3 separate regions of the Homo sapiens genome follow, and regions 2 and 3 are each linked to region 1. The links are chromatin loops, found by intact Hi-C in ENCODE. Cell type or tissue: endothelial cell of umbilical vein. All regions are shown on one strand.

Region 1 (5,000 bases):
TCAAAAAAATTATATGAGCCTCTACTAGATCACCCAGGTGGCTATGGAGACCTGAATGCTGCCTGCTCTTCAGGGCACATGGCTGCATTTGTGTATGCAAAGGCATTACCCCAGTGAAGTGAGAGCACGTGGCAGGGAAGCCTGCCAGACTCAAAGGCCTCATTCACGTGTATGCAGACGTGTCGCACACAGACCCGTTTTACTTTACTTTCATCTAACAGTTTGCAGCGAGAATTGGCCAACAGGACCCAAATTCTGTCTTCAAGTGGAAAAGGCAGAGGTCTCCAAAGGCTGGAGCCAGAGCTGGCTCTCAAGGATTGCTCCTAGCAGAGCTTTGGTTAAGTATGAGTACGACATCCCTGAAGGAAAAATAGCCCTGCAGTTACTAACTTCCACAATGTACCTGGGTGCAAAGGCATCCTCTGCTAATGGCATTATTAAAGTCCAGTGCAGAAACAGATGCAGACTCATGCTAACTTGACCACTTAATTCAGTGTTGGCAATTTAGTTTCAGCAAAACCAGACACTTACCTGAGAGCCATAGGATTAAGGAGTTTTTATTAAATGTCATATCTAGCTTATATTTAATTTGGACATATTCAAGAAACAAACATGGCGAAAATAATTTAAATCCATACTAAGAGGTTTGAGGGGTTTTGTTGTTTGTTTTTTTAAACAGACAGCCATACTTCTTAAGTTTCAGAAATGCTGCTGTATCTATGTTGCCCTGGCTTGAGATCCTAATAAATCCCAAGGTATCACCTTGGGATACCCCGGGATGCAGAAGGCAAATCCCACCGTACGTGATGCCTCTCCTTCCCCAACCCCCAAGTGCTGCCGTGACTTCTCTTACAAAAGTGAAATTGAGTTATAAGAATATGATGAAAAGTTTTGATAAATGGAACTAAAGAACATAATAGTAAATTAAAGTAAAACGGTATAAAAAAAAAAAGGAAGAGAGAGAGATGTCCCCACAAAGCATTCTGTGGCCTGAATGGTAGTGTGGCAGGGTAAGGGTCATGGGGACCTGGTCACACCATTGCCCCAGGGCAACCAGTATCAGGAGTTTTACAGCCAGGTAGTCAGGAGGAACTTAGTCATCCTGGTGCAGTGGAAAGGGCATTGGATTTAAAGGCAGTCTGTATGGGTGATGTTGTACAAGCTTGTAGTCCCAGCTACTCTGGAGGCTGAAACAGGAGGATCACTTGAGCCCAGGAGTGGGAGGATGGAGGATGCAGTGAGCTATGATCACTCCACTGCATTCCAGCTTGGGTAACAGAGCAAGACTCTGTCTCTTAAAGAAAAAAAGAAAAAAAATTACAAAATAAAAATAAAGGCAGACTGTAGGCTCTGCTCTAGCATTTCCAAGTCATGTGACTTTAGACAGCTTATTTAGCTTCTGAGCCTCATTTTTACTGTCTGTAAAATGGGAACTGTGCTCAGAGTGCTTCCCGCTTTTAAAGGAGATCAAGCAGGAGCCTGTCTACACTGGGAAGCTCCAGACACATTTGCCCTTATTGTTTCATCTGTCCTTTTTCCAAGTGCTGTCTGTCTCCCCCACCAATTCTGTAACTCTGCTCTTCTATCTCACTGCTCCTCCTACCCCATCCTCAAGGCATTACCAGCCTCTCAGTCCCCATTGGCAGGAGGGTTCGGCTCCACGGAGGCCAATTTCCAGGGCATGCCAAGGGAGGGTCGATTCTAATCTTGCTAAACCTGGGCGGGCCCTGGAAGTCTTCTGGTCCCACCCCTCTTGGAGAGATAAGGAAGTGAAACCAGACACGGTGGATGTGACCTTCTTAATGCATCACCTGGACAAAGATCGAGGAATGTACTCTCGGATTCTTTTTCAATAAGTTCTCTCTTTTCCCCATTCTTCCTCTTATATACAAGGATGGAAAAGGGGCCAGATTTTCTGGAGGCTTGAGGCCCATTTGGCAGAGAGAGTGACACACAGAGAAAAGCCAGAGAACCCCGTCTGGGTGGGAGAAGCAGGTCAGGAGTCAAATGCCTGGGAACAGAGGGCATGGTGGCAGGGGACAAAAAAAGAGAGCTACTGGAGAGTTCCAGTCCCTGGGAGGATTCAGAAGGAAAGCTGAGATATTCCTGTTAGGAATATTCTCGGCCCGGTGCCGTGGCTCACGCCTGTAATCCCAGCACTTTGGGAGGCCGAGGCGGGTGGATCACGAGGTCAGGAGATCGAGACCATCCTGGCTAATATGGTGAAACCCCTTCTTTACTAAAAATACAAAAAAAAAAAAAATTAGTCGGGCGTGGTGGTGGGCGCCTGTAGTCCCAGCTACTCGGGGAGGCTGAGGCAGGAGAATGGCATGAATCCAGGAGGTGGAGCTTGCAGTGAGCCGAGATCGCGCCACTGCACTCCAGCCTGGGTGACAAAGCGAGACTCTGTCTCAAAAAAAAAAAAAAAATTCTCAGAATACTCTCCTTGGGAGTAGAGAAGTTCTATTTTTTTTTCCTTCTCTTTTTACCCATTATGATGGTAATTCCAAAAGATCACTTGCAGGGAGAGGGGTGGGGGCCGGGAGTGCTGAGAGAAGTGGAGTGAGTCATTGCAGAAAACTTGAGCGGGGCAGAGAAGGGGTTCAGGATCTGAAACAGGAAAGGCTGGGCCCTCTGTTACTCATAGGATGTGTCAATCATTCCAGCTTGGCAAATGGCAGGGAACCCAGAGGGACTTTTTCCACTGGAATCAGGACCCTGAGCCTGAGGACGTATTGAATTTAAATAAAAATTATTTGACTGGAAATTAAAAGAAAGGTAAGTTAGAAAGAAATACGTTAACCTCAGGAATATGTAGACTCCAGAGAGGTTAGGGCCAGGCAAGGGTCTAAGAGAGGAGTGTTTCTTTTTCATCTGTGAGCCATTCTATCAGAAATCCTTATCTGTGCATGCTGCTGCATGATATTTTTGTTTTTTATTTATTAATTTTTTTTAAGCTCAGTGGCAAGACATGCATGGCATTTTCTATGGCAAAGGTTTCACTATTCAGGCATGTAGATGTGTATCCGTAACACAAAAGCAGTCCAAATAATTCTTTTCAGATCATAGTATACAGTTTACTGGCCTAGAATTAGTTTATAATCAGTTGTGGTCGGGCCAAGAAAATTATTGATATTGGGCCGGGCGCGGTGGCTCACACCTGTAATCCCAGCACTTTGGGAGGCCGAGGCAGGTGGATCACCTGAGGTCGGGAATTCGAGACCAGCCTGACCAACATGGAGAAACCCCGACTCTACTAAAAATACAAAAATTAGCTGCTGTTGTGGCACTTGCCTGTAATTCCAGCTACTCTGGAGGCTGAGGCAGGAGAATTGCTTGAACCCGGGAGGCAGAGGTTGCGGTGAGCTGAGATCGCGCCATTGCACTCCAGCCTGGGCAACAAGAGCAAAAAACTCTGTCTCAAAAAAAAAAAAAAAAAAGAAGAAGAAAAACAAAAGAAAATTATTGATATTTAGAAGTCGGAACTATCCTCAATTATTGGATTTAAGTAAATCAAAAACATGCCTCGTTTTTGGATGTAGGTTTACTGGAGATGACTTAACTTCATTCCAGCCGATTTGTGATGAGTGAGGCATGGAGTCTGGCTCATAGCAGACAATTCAGTACTGATTCTGAAACGTATCTCCAATTCCGGAAGTACCGTGTCTTCTAGGTGGTCAATCCACTGAAACTGAGTCACCCTCATGGGACAGATGCTTGATAACACAGCCACGCCCCCACACTCAAACTCCAGAGGCAGCTAGAGAAACTTATGCATGATTCATATTGCTTCATCTGTGACTCCTTCTTAAATTGTGACTTCATTTTCTCCAAATGGCTCTGCAGTGTTTCAAATCTGGGACTCTGTGGCACCCAGGGCAGTTCAGGAATGGGACAGAAAGGCTGTCTCAGGTTCATTTTCAAACCTCATGCCCATGTGAATCTGGACACCCACACTTCTGTGTTCACGTTAGAAAGGCTCTCCTCTCCCCAGCAGCCTCAATTCGATACATTCAGACAATTTGTATCACAGCAAGAAGGTACAACTGAAGCCTCTAAGTTGTCTGGGGTAAATACCCGAGGTTCCCAGTCTGGCACCAAGAAAATTTAGGACACAGACACACGGACACACATGAGGAGTTTAGGAAAGGAGGTTTAATAGGCAAAAGAAAGAGAAAGAGAAAGGAAAACAGCTCTCTCTAGTTAGAAAGAGAGGGCTTCCGAGAGGAAAAAGAACCAGAGAAGAGCCAGTTGGCCATGGATGTGCCGGATTTCATAGTCAGGCTTGAGGAGGTGGTATCTAATTTATATAGGGCTCACAGATTGGTTCGATCAGGTACGATGTTTACATAGCGCGCAGGGAAGGATGGCCGCCCCACCCTAATCTTATAAGGCAAATCAACTTTCCCCTTAGCTGGTGCCATCTTCTCTGCTCCTTACTGTACAGGTGGCTGGCAAAGAAGGGACGATGGAGCCGCCATTTTGAACATGGCTGGCACAACTGCCTGCATGTATGTCTGCAGCTCGATTTTATAGGCTGCTCTTTGCTGGAAAGGAAAATGATTTGGGGCTGCTTTTCATTAAAAGGAAAACCTTACCAAGGACTTCCATACCCTCACTATCTGCCTAAGTAATTGCATCTTCACTCCTGTATCACAGCTTTGTGAGCCACGTCAGAATAAATTCTGACAAGACCTGGGTCTGAGGACGCTGCTTAGTGTATCTCTCCAGGTTTTGACAGCCCAGCCCTTTGCCTGCATGAAAATAAACGGGATGTGCGCACTCTGCTTTAACTTCTTCCAAGTGCCCCATAAACTGGCCACAGCACAGGGCGTGAGCGTGAAGGAAACTCACCACCTCAGTCACTTCCTCCACCACTTCATATCTGCTAGGAGCCTGACTCGCCAAGTCCACCAAGTCTTCTGAAGAGGATTCCATAGAAAGTGGGCACATCTACCTTCCCTGTTAACTTGAATAAACTGTTCCATCTGCATCAGGTA
Region 2 (5,000 bases), 150 kb before region 1:
ATTACATTAACATTTATTGAGCACCATTCTCACTATAAACCTGAACGTAAATATTATTATTATTATTATTATTATTATTATTATTATTATTATTATTATTATTTTAGTAGAGATGAGGCCTTGCTGTGTTGCCTAGACTGGTCTTGAACTCCTGGGCTCAAGCAATCCTCTCACCTTGGCCTCTCAAAGTGCCTCTCAAAGGTGTGAGCCACCATGCCCAGCCTATTCGTTTTTAATTTCTGAAGAAACTGAGGCTAACAGCTGGGTCTGGCCCATGACTGGTTCAGTTGGTATTTGGTGGACCAAGTTGACCAAGCTCACCCAGCTTCTGAGTGACAGAGTGAATATAAACCCAGCCTGCTCACTCCATTTCCTAGTTTTCTCACCTCTACCAGGGTCTCTGTTGCTCACAAGAGCTCAGGGCTGGGAGAAGCCTCTGTGTGACAGATGAAGGGGTCCTGCTGCTCTCTAGGGAAGAATCGGTCCCAAATTGCTCAAGGGAGTAAGGTGGTTTCGTTGAGGAGCATCAGCTAGGGGGATTGATGGGAATAGGTGTCAGGCAGCCAGTGGAAATTTTGTGTGCCCACCTGTGGCACATGTATTATGCAAATTCATGCAAAAATATATATATGTGTATGTGTGCACACACAAATACACACACACACGCCCCACACACTTGTTCTACGGCTTGCTTTTGAAGTGAGAGCCCCGGCTCAGTGTTGGCCTTGTTTTTTCTCCCCTTCGTTTTAGACCAGTCTGTGTTCCTGCAAACAGACAAGGCATTGTTTAAAGTACAATGTACTCTCCTGCTTTTGCATTGTCATCAGAAACCCTTGGCAAAATGTTTAATTTTTCTCACAGAGGTTATCTGTACTTACTTGACTTCCCTGATGGTACATTTGGTTCTGGAACCTGGAACTTTTCTTTTGCCCACCTGTATTGTGTTAAGTCAGCCATAGGACACACATAAATATTTTTATAGAAAACTTAAGGATTCTTTCGCTTTGAGATGACTCAGACCCATGTTTCCAAACTGGGACATGCACTAGAGAAGGGCTCCCCCATCCTCCCTCCTCCTCTAGCTTCTTGTCTGTGTAGCGTCCTTCCTAATACCCACTGTTTGCAGTCAGGCAAAAGGAACGTGCTTCCTAAGTGTAAGCTTCCATCTAAAAATGAACATAATTTCAAAGGCAACTTTAAGTTAACAGCTCTAAGTTCTGTGATAATCTGCTAACAGTTGCATTGCTTATGATCTCATTTACGAATGTGTTTTATCATCTTTAAGTTGATAAGTTCAAGAAAGGTACATAAAGTGTGTGTTGTTTTTTAATTATTTTGAACTATTCAGTATATTGAAAAATTCAATTTTTGTTTTTCTCTGCATTTGGGCTTGTTCCTTTTGCTAGTTTTCTGATTGATTTGCATAGACCATTGACTGGATGTTGTATTTTTTTTTTCTCAAAGCTAAACTGTATGAAAAATCAAGACTTAAAAAAGGTAAATGGAGGCAGTTGCACAATTACATTTGTTTAATGAGCTTTTACATTTTAAAACTTTTAATTAATGTTATACTATTTCAGAAATTCAACTGTAGTTATAAAATTATAAAGAATGCATTTGTTATTTAAAGTGAGATATGCGTGCAGACACACAGACCATGGTCTTCCCTTCTTCCTCTGGTCTACTGCTTCTGCCTTATATCCCCTAGATTCCTTCTCACTCCCCAAAAGGCAGAGGTTAAGAAGAAAGTTAAAATATCAAGACACACTAAACTGTTTTTGTGGTGAGTCAAGCTGCAGTGCCTCGCTGACTGGGAAACAATGGGCTGGGCCTCCTAGAATATAGTAGGCTGGAGAAACAGAAAATACAGCTTGACTGGGCCTTGCCCTCTCACTCCAAGCCTCAACAGGATGCTAGAGCTTTAGCATGCTTTCTGCTGTGCTGGGATTATTTTCTGCAACTAGACAAAAAACCCACAAAACTCCACATGGTTTGTTCTCAAGCAACTGGAATATGGAAAGGCTTGAAGGAATACTTACACTTTTTGATGGAAGGTAATGACCTTAGTTCTTCAGTATTTATTAGGTAAGCATGGGTTCTGCAGTATAGCATTTAAAAATTCATGTTCCTCAGGGTTTCCTAAGACAAAATAGAGTGTGTTTGGTCCAGTGTGATGGAGAAGTTTGATGCAAATCCGTCTTAAGGAGGAGAATGGAGGCTGTCATGGAGTCCTGTGGACTGTTTCGCAAGTAGTTGTTTTCCATGTTCCAGTTTTACTTAACTTCAGAAAATTATTGTTTTTGAAAATAAAGAAAAAATCTAAGTGGTAGAGAGAAATATAGGCTGTATTTAAACTGGCCTTTATAATTTTTCCTGGGCACACGCAGCCCACATTTTGGAGCTCTGTGACATAAGCACCCCCTGCCCCGGAGCTGGGAGTCTTGACCGGGCCAGGCCTTGGCTGCCCTGGGCTACACAGACACAAGCACAACCCGAATCTTTGTTTACTTCCTCTCCAAGTGCTGGGGACATTCAGTACTAAGAAGGACTGTGTGCTTGCACAAACACTCCTGCCAGCATTCTCTCAGCCCTGCCATTCCTGACTGTCTTGGAAAGTTCTTCGTTTAAGGCAGGCTTTTGTTCTTAGAGTGCATGCATTATTCCCCAGTCAGGCAGCCTTTTCCGGGTTTCCAGTGCAGACTTGCAGGTCCACTCCCCTGCAGCCTAGCCCAGGGGTGGAACCTTAGCTTTAGTTGCCATTAAGAGCAGGAGGAGGAGTTAGGCAGGGGTGACTGGCTGTTCATGTGAGTTCCTGTGACTGATGTCTCTGAAGAAACCAATGCCTTCTTCAGATCCTTATGGGAAATTTAGGGGACTTTTGGATTACACAGTGTTGCCTTTTGCTGATTCTAAGATAGAGCCTTCCAATTGTAAGTATGTTAAAAACACACAACTATTTCCTACTGAATGTTAGTCAAGCTAAAGAGTGAATCTGCAATTTCATGAATAATCAAAACAAAAGCATGCTGCCAGGATGAACTGTTGCAAGAGCAGGTGCTATTTTTTTCCAGAAACTTTTTTATCCTCGATCACGTTATGGGTATTAAGAGAGTTATTCTTAAAGGATATCATGTTCAGTGCAATGTCTTAATAGAAAAACCTTAAACATAAGTATGCAGGCAAACACAGGTACATAGCTGTATAAAGTTAAATATGAAGACTGGAATTCATTAATAGGATTTAATTTAAATCTTTTTTTTTTTTTGAGATGGCTTTACTCTGTCATGCAGGCTGGAGTGCAGTGGCATGCTCACTGCAGACTGGAACTCCTGGGCTCAAAGGATCCTGCCACCTCAGCCTCCTGAGTAGTTGGAACTACAAGCGTGAGCCACCACACCCAGCACCCACCTTTTTTTGAGAAATAATACAGATTGAGCATCCCTAATTTGAAAATTTGAAATCCAAAATGCTCCAAAATCTGAAACTTTTTGAGCGTTGACATGACACTACAAGTGGGAAATTTCACATCCAATCTCATGTAAGGGGTTGCAGTCAAAACTTTGTTCTGTGCACGAAATTATTTAAAATACTAAATGAAATTATCTTCAGGCTATGTGTATGAGGTGTGTATGAAACATAAGTGAATTTCCTGTTTAAACCTGGGTCGTATCCCTAAGATATTTTATTATGTATATGCAAATATTCCAAAATCTGAAGAAATCTGAAATCTGAAACACTTCCAGGTAATTTGGATGAGGGATACTCAACCTGTACTCAAATTAGAGGAAAGAAAAGAAGTAATGGATAGACAAAAGAAAAGTACTTATTTAGAGTTTACAATGGCCAAGAATTAGGAATGAAGAATTGAGACTGATGTTCTTGTCAGAATTTTGGATGCCTTGCTTGCAAATATGGTTTTAAAAATATGCAACTTTTCTCATTTTAGTATTGGGATTGTGGCGCTTTTTTGAGCCTCATATGACAGCTTTCAGATTGGAGATAACGTTAGAGCTCATCCTAGCTCAGCTGCCTCCCCTGACAGCAGACGAAACTGAGGCCCAGCACTTGGTGGTGGGCTCAGAGTGCCAAACTAGTTAATGAGGCAGAGTAGACAGGCAACAGCCTTCTCATGTAGGTAGGCCTCATCCTTTAGAAGATGTTGCTGCCTGCCCTTGTGACTTGTAAAGATCTGTTTGAAGCATGAGTAAGGAGATGGGGGCTCAGGAGTGTTACAGCATTTCACATCTCAGGTGTAGCTGGGACTTATCGGGTGACCTTTTAGAAACTGTTTATTTTCATTTTTGTACCCCACATTGGGATAAGTATGGTCCACTGACATTGAGAATAACCAGGCCTGTTGTAGACAGCCAGCCATCCTGAAACTACTAGGTTTATACTTCTTACCTGTTAGAACAGAGTTTCCCAAGTTGTATTCCCTTGGAAACACTAGCAGTCGTGCATCATTTGGGCAGTTAGGTTACACAAAATTTAAATGGTCTATTTATTTTCTTTTCCAGACAGAACTCAGGGCAGTCCCACCTCAAGGGAAATCTCATTACATCCTTCTGATGGTGGGGTAGCTGGGAGTCAGCATGAAATCCAAAATTCTAAATCATCGGGAAAAAGCAGAAGGGTTGGAACCCAAATTAAACTGAAGTCCTAAATAAAGTTCACTTTTCGGTCAGGCATTCAGGAAGCAGCACGTGAAAATTTGCTTGGATACAGTTTCCTCATAGTTCTTCAGCAGCTTGAAATAACATCTTGAGCTGGCTGTAAACAAAACATCTCAAGTTATCGTTTTTCTTTCCATTTGATTGAGCCAGTTATTGTATAGGGAGGTGACACAAAACAAAACTTCGTGTTTCTGAAGCCGAGATTTTGGGATTGTACTTTATGCAAAGTTACTTATAAGTTCTGATTACTTTGAGAGAAAAATATTACAGTATCCTTAGGAAGTTTTATGTATTTGTTTTAAAGCTAAGCACCACCCTCTTTTTAGT
Region 3 (5,000 bases), 98 kb after region 1:
AGGTGGAGGAGCATTGCAGAAAGACAGTCAAGTTTTCGGAGACAGCTGAGTGGTAGCATCCTGTGCATAGCATCTGCGCTGTAGGCGGCAGCGGATGCAGGCCTCCGCTGGAGCAGCTTGGTAGGATAATTTGGGTATTGTTCCAGGTTATGTAGCCTTCAAGCCTTTATTTTCCAGCCCTCCTGGAAATTCTATGAGCTCCCTATGTTTCTCAAAAAATTCCTTTCTGGCCTAAACTAACTTGAGTGGGTTTTGTCGTTCATTACCAGGAATTCTGCAAGGAAGAAGTAGGCAAAACTGTGTCCACTACAGTAGGGGATCAGTAGATACTGGGCACTGCAGAACACCAGGGTGCCGTACGCTCTGTGGAGCACCGCAGTGTAGCATTCACAGACGATAAAGTATGAAGATGCCGCAGAAGTTATACCCCGACGCCAAAGTCGGCTTCCTTTCTGCCACTGTCTTCCTTGTGATGCCCACTCACCAAGCTTTCCCTGGAAGTCTGCCCAGGCTCTCCCTTGAGACTTGCCACTGAATGGCTTGACCCCTGAGGGTTCCTCCCTACCCCGGCCTAATGGGTAGGTATATAACTTAATACAGTGTGGAAGTAATCATAGACCAGTCCAACCAAGCCAAGCAAAGCATAAATGTAAACGTTTTTAAAAACAAAATGCTACAGAGTGATATAATGGGCTACGGGGTGGGTGGGGGGTGCTGAGGGATCGCGCCTGTAATCCCAGCACTTTCGGAGGCCGAGGCGGGTGGATCACGAGGTCAGGAGATCGAGACCATCCTGGCTAACACGGTGAAACCGTCTCTACTAAAAATACAAAAAATTAGCCGGGCGTGGTGGTGGGCGCCTGTAGTCCCAGCTACTCGGGAGGCTGAGGCAGGAGAATGGCGTGAACCCGGGAGGCGGAACTTGCAGTGAGCCGAGATCGCGCCACTGCACTCCAGCCTGGGCGACTGAGCGAGACTCTGTCTCAAAAAATAAAATAATTAAAAAAAATGATATATTGGGTAGAACGTACACTACTCAGGTGACGTGATGGGTGCGCCAAAATCTCAGACTTCACCACTATACAATTCATCCATGTAACCAAAAACCACTTGTACTCTAAAAACTACTGAAATAAAAAAAAATTTTAAAACATGAAATGCTATGTATGCTTAACTTTGTATCCTCTTACATATAACCAAAAGGTAATGTACCTACCCTGCAATTAATTTAACATTTTTATCAAACAAAAAATATTATGGCAACTATGAATGATACTTTAAATAACAGAAGGAAAAACTGCACTTAAAATTCTGCTTCTCCCCCTGCCTCAACAGAACTATTTGTGCCTCTGAACATTGTGTCATTTGTATATCTCAATGCCTCTACTTTACCCTTATATGCATTAAATGGTTACAGTATATTTTACCTAACCACTACCACCCTCACTAGATGGTTAAGAGGCTTCTGGCTTGCAAATGCTCTTATATTAATTTTGTATTAAACAGGTGTAAAAGATTATTCTTCTTTTGGATAATGCAAATCACTAAATCATATAAATATTTCTAATGGCTTTGCATTGCTATTGGCAATGTAGGTGTGGACGAGTTCCACTACACCATCACCAGCAATGGGTATTTTCTAATATTTAATAGAAGCAAAATGGAAACTTACGCTGTTTTATTCTGTAGATTTTAATGTTATTGATGGTTTCTTGTGATTGTAAAGATGCCCTCATTCAGCATTGTCATAGAATCTTCAAAGACACTGAGTGAGCACCAGGCTCATGGGTTGTAACTGTGATAAAGATGTGAACATTATCAAGAACGTTTCAGAAAGTGCCATGTGGTTTCTTCAGGAGCTGGTTTTAGGCAGAATTAATCCTTTTAGAGGGTTATTATATTGGATTGTCCTAGTTATGTCAAAAGATGGCCTGGGGGAGGGGATTTCTTCATTTGTCTGAGCATTGCTGAACATTTACTTTCAAATTTTCTGCTTAGTGCATAATGAAGAATGTTCACCAAATTTGTGGCAGTAAATGTAAACTGTATTCTTGACATTTGAAAAATCTGACATAGATTAATATTACAGAACTATAGCAGTTCTCTGTGACATCCCTTCCCAAAAATAGAATTGCTATTTTTTAGATAAATTATTCCTCCTTTTCCCTATTATTTTATCTGCCACAAATATAAGCAGTGACTTTAAAACAAATAGCGATTGAAAGAAATTTACATTTTGGCAAACATAACTTAATTTTGAATGCTAGGATAGGCTTTCTCACAGAAAGCCAGGGTCCTGAAAAACAGAATGTTCTTTTCTGAACTGCATTTTGAAAAGGGAAATTAATCGTAATTTTTGCTTTTCCAGGCCGTGCCATCCCCGGGGAGGACAAGAAAAAAGTAACAAAAATAATTTTTGGCTTCAAGCACCCAACAATGGAAATGCTGAAACCCATGTCCTTTAAGTCCTTTTCTTCTCCTAGCAGAGGGCCCTCTGCCTACATGGGGCACCGTGGTGGCCATTTAATGTACTCCTGCTTGGTACCCACCTCTGCTCTGCCCCCTGGTGGCCACAGACACCATTGCTGCTGCCTCAGCACAGTTTGACCTTGTTGCTGCCAAGAGCCACCTCTCCTCTCATCACTGTCCCCACTCTCCTGCCATGCCTCAGGTGGCTGCTGGCAGAAGAGCAGTGGGCTTTGTTTCTTCAGAACATCACAGCAACCACTGTCTTATCAGCTCACACCCTCAGGATCTTACTGCCCCTTTTCCCAAAAATCTCCACTCCGGCAACCCTGGCCCTGCATCATTGAAGGACATTTAAGTGATATAACATATTGTTGCCTCAAAAAAGTTTTTTCCCTCTTCAACAGCTGGGACAACTGGATAACCACATGCAAGAGAATGATGTTTGGCCACTAACCACACCATACATACAAATTAACTCAAAATGAATCAAAGACTTAAATGTAAGAGCTAAAACTTAGAACAAACAGGAGAAAATCTTCACAACCATGGATTTGGCAATGGATTCTTAGATAAGATGCCAAAAGCACAAGCAACACATGGAAAAAAAGAGATACATTAGACTTCATCAAAATTAAAAACTCTTTTGTGCATCTAAGGACACTATCAAGAAAATAAAAAGAAAAACTACAGAATGGGAGAAAACATTTACAAACCATATACGAAAGGATCTAATATCCAGAATATTTAAGAAGTCTATGACTCCCCAACAAAAAGACAACCCAATTTAAAAATGGCCAAAGGACTCGAATTGATATTTTTCCAAGAAGATACGCAAATGACCAACACACACTTGAAAAGATGCCCAGAGCTGGACATGGTGGTATGTTCCTGTGGTCCCAGTTACTCAGGAGCTGAGGCAGGAGGATCACTTGAGCCTAGGAGTTCAAGCCTGGAGTAAACTATGATCTCACCACTACATTCCAGCCTGAGCAACACACGGAGACCTGGTCTCAAAAAAAAAAAAAAAAAAAAAAAGATACTCAATATTAATAGTCACTAGTGAAATGCAAACTGAAACCACCTTGAAATACTTAACACTCACTAGAAGGACTAGGACTATAATTAAAAACACAGACAATAGCAAGTATTAGCTAGAATGGGTAGAAATTGGAATCTTCATACACTGCTGATGGGAATGTAAAATGGTGCAGCAACTGTGGAAGACAGTTTGATGGTTCCTCAGAATTTTAAACAGAATTACTATATGACCCAGTAACTCTTGGATGGAATAAAAACTTTGTCTACACAAAAACCTGTACACAAATAGCAGCACTATTCATAATAGCTAAAAGGTGAAACAATCTGAATGCTCCATCAGCTGATGAATGGATAAACAAAATGTGGTATATCTGTGGAAAAGAGCATTACTCAGCCCTAAAAAGACAAAGGGAGTACTGATACATGCTGTAACATGGATAAGCCTTGAAAACATTATACCTAATAAAAGAAGCCAGACCCGAAAGGCCATGTATTATATGATTCCATTTATACAGAATGTTCAGAATAGGTAAATCCAGGCAGACAGAAAGCAGGTTAATGCTTGCCAGGGGCTGAGGGGAAGGAGAAATTGGAAATGGCTGCTTAATGAGTCCTTTAGGGGTGATGAAAGTGTTTCGGAACTAAATAGGGATAGTGGTTTTACAGCATTGTGAATGTACAAAATGCCACAGAACTGTGTACTTTAAAATGGTTAATTTTATGTTATGTTAATTCCATCTTAATAAAGAGATGAAAAGTTTACAATTTGTTAAAAGGTCTCCTCCAACACTGATGCGTATTCCCCAGAACAGAAACCTTCTGTGTCAGGTCTCCCGAGGCCGGAACATCAGTCCTGGGGCCGTCTATCATTTTCTTTCAGAAATCTCACTGGGGCCTCACGTAAATGGAACTGGGAAGGGGCAGGAAAAAAATGTCCCTTGGGCCACCGAGGTCTTACTATATAATGAAATAAATGATTCCCAAATATGCCAAAACTGGAGAGCTTATGTAACCAAGAAAACCCGTAAGGATGAATGAGCAGAACAGCAAGTCAGTGGTTTGGGGTTGGTTACATTTGTGGTTAAGGAAGGGCAGGGAGAGGGGAGGAGAGGACTGGGGGAGGGGAGAAAGAAAGAAGAAACAGAGAAACAGAAAAAGGAGACAGGAAGGCAGACAGGAAGGCAGGAAGGAACAAGGAAAAGAGAGAGAAAAGGAGGAGCCAAAAGAAGAGAACTCAAGATCCCTTTTCTAACTTTGAGACCCTGACAACTTTGCCTGTGGCATCTGTCCTGCTGTGAAGGATGACTCCAAATTCAGTTTCATTTCCCCACAATGCAAGTGCATCTAAGTCCCAATTCTGTGGTTAAAGCTTGAAAAAAACGCAGAAACCCACATGTTGCATTTTATTACAGCATTAATGCCAGTAGAAGATAATGAGTAATGCTAGCACCTTTTCTCTCTACAACCTGGGCTAGGAGTGTGACCAGCCCCAG

Evidence for each region. Peaks named below come from ENCODE experiments on the same cell type or tissue, not always from the same donor. Only the 100,000 strongest peaks of a DNase experiment are listed, where the experiment ranks them.
Region 2: a loop joins it to region 1, with 5 times the contacts of the local background. A loop is called at or near these places in 2 of 110 quality-filtered maps.
Region 3: a loop joins it to region 1, with 4 times the contacts of the local background. A loop is called at or near these places in 2 of 110 quality-filtered maps.

The regions. Positions count from the first base shown.
Region 1 is chr6:108,734,427-108,739,426 of GRCh38, forward strand. LOC107986629 (a long non-coding RNA gene) reads left to right here and starts at 3,836. Exons shown (of 2, transcript XR_001744280.2): 1 at 3,836-4,997. RefSeq lists an enhancer at 1,926-2,595. In endothelial cell of umbilical vein, no CTCF peak of the experiment used is centred here; DNase peaks (open chromatin) are centred at 2,625 and 3,705; H3K27ac peaks cover 1,658 bases.
Region 2 is chr6:108,586,886-108,591,885 of GRCh38, forward strand. The region is part of intron 1 of FOXO3 (forkhead box O3); the gene reads left to right. Among named protein-coding and RNA genes, the nearest start is that of FOXO3, 28 kb to the left of the region's middle. RefSeq lists a silencer at 292-493. In endothelial cell of umbilical vein, no CTCF peak of the experiment used is centred here; DNase peaks (open chromatin) are centred at 996, 1,836, 2,696 and 4,946; H3K27ac peaks cover 3,549 bases.
Region 3 is chr6:108,832,861-108,837,860 of GRCh38, forward strand. No RefSeq gene overlaps it. Among named protein-coding and RNA genes, the nearest start is that of ARMC2, 13 kb to the right of the region's middle. In endothelial cell of umbilical vein, a CTCF peak has its summit at 2,577 (motif pointing left); a DNase peak (open chromatin) is centred at 2,561; H3K27me3 peaks cover 393 bases.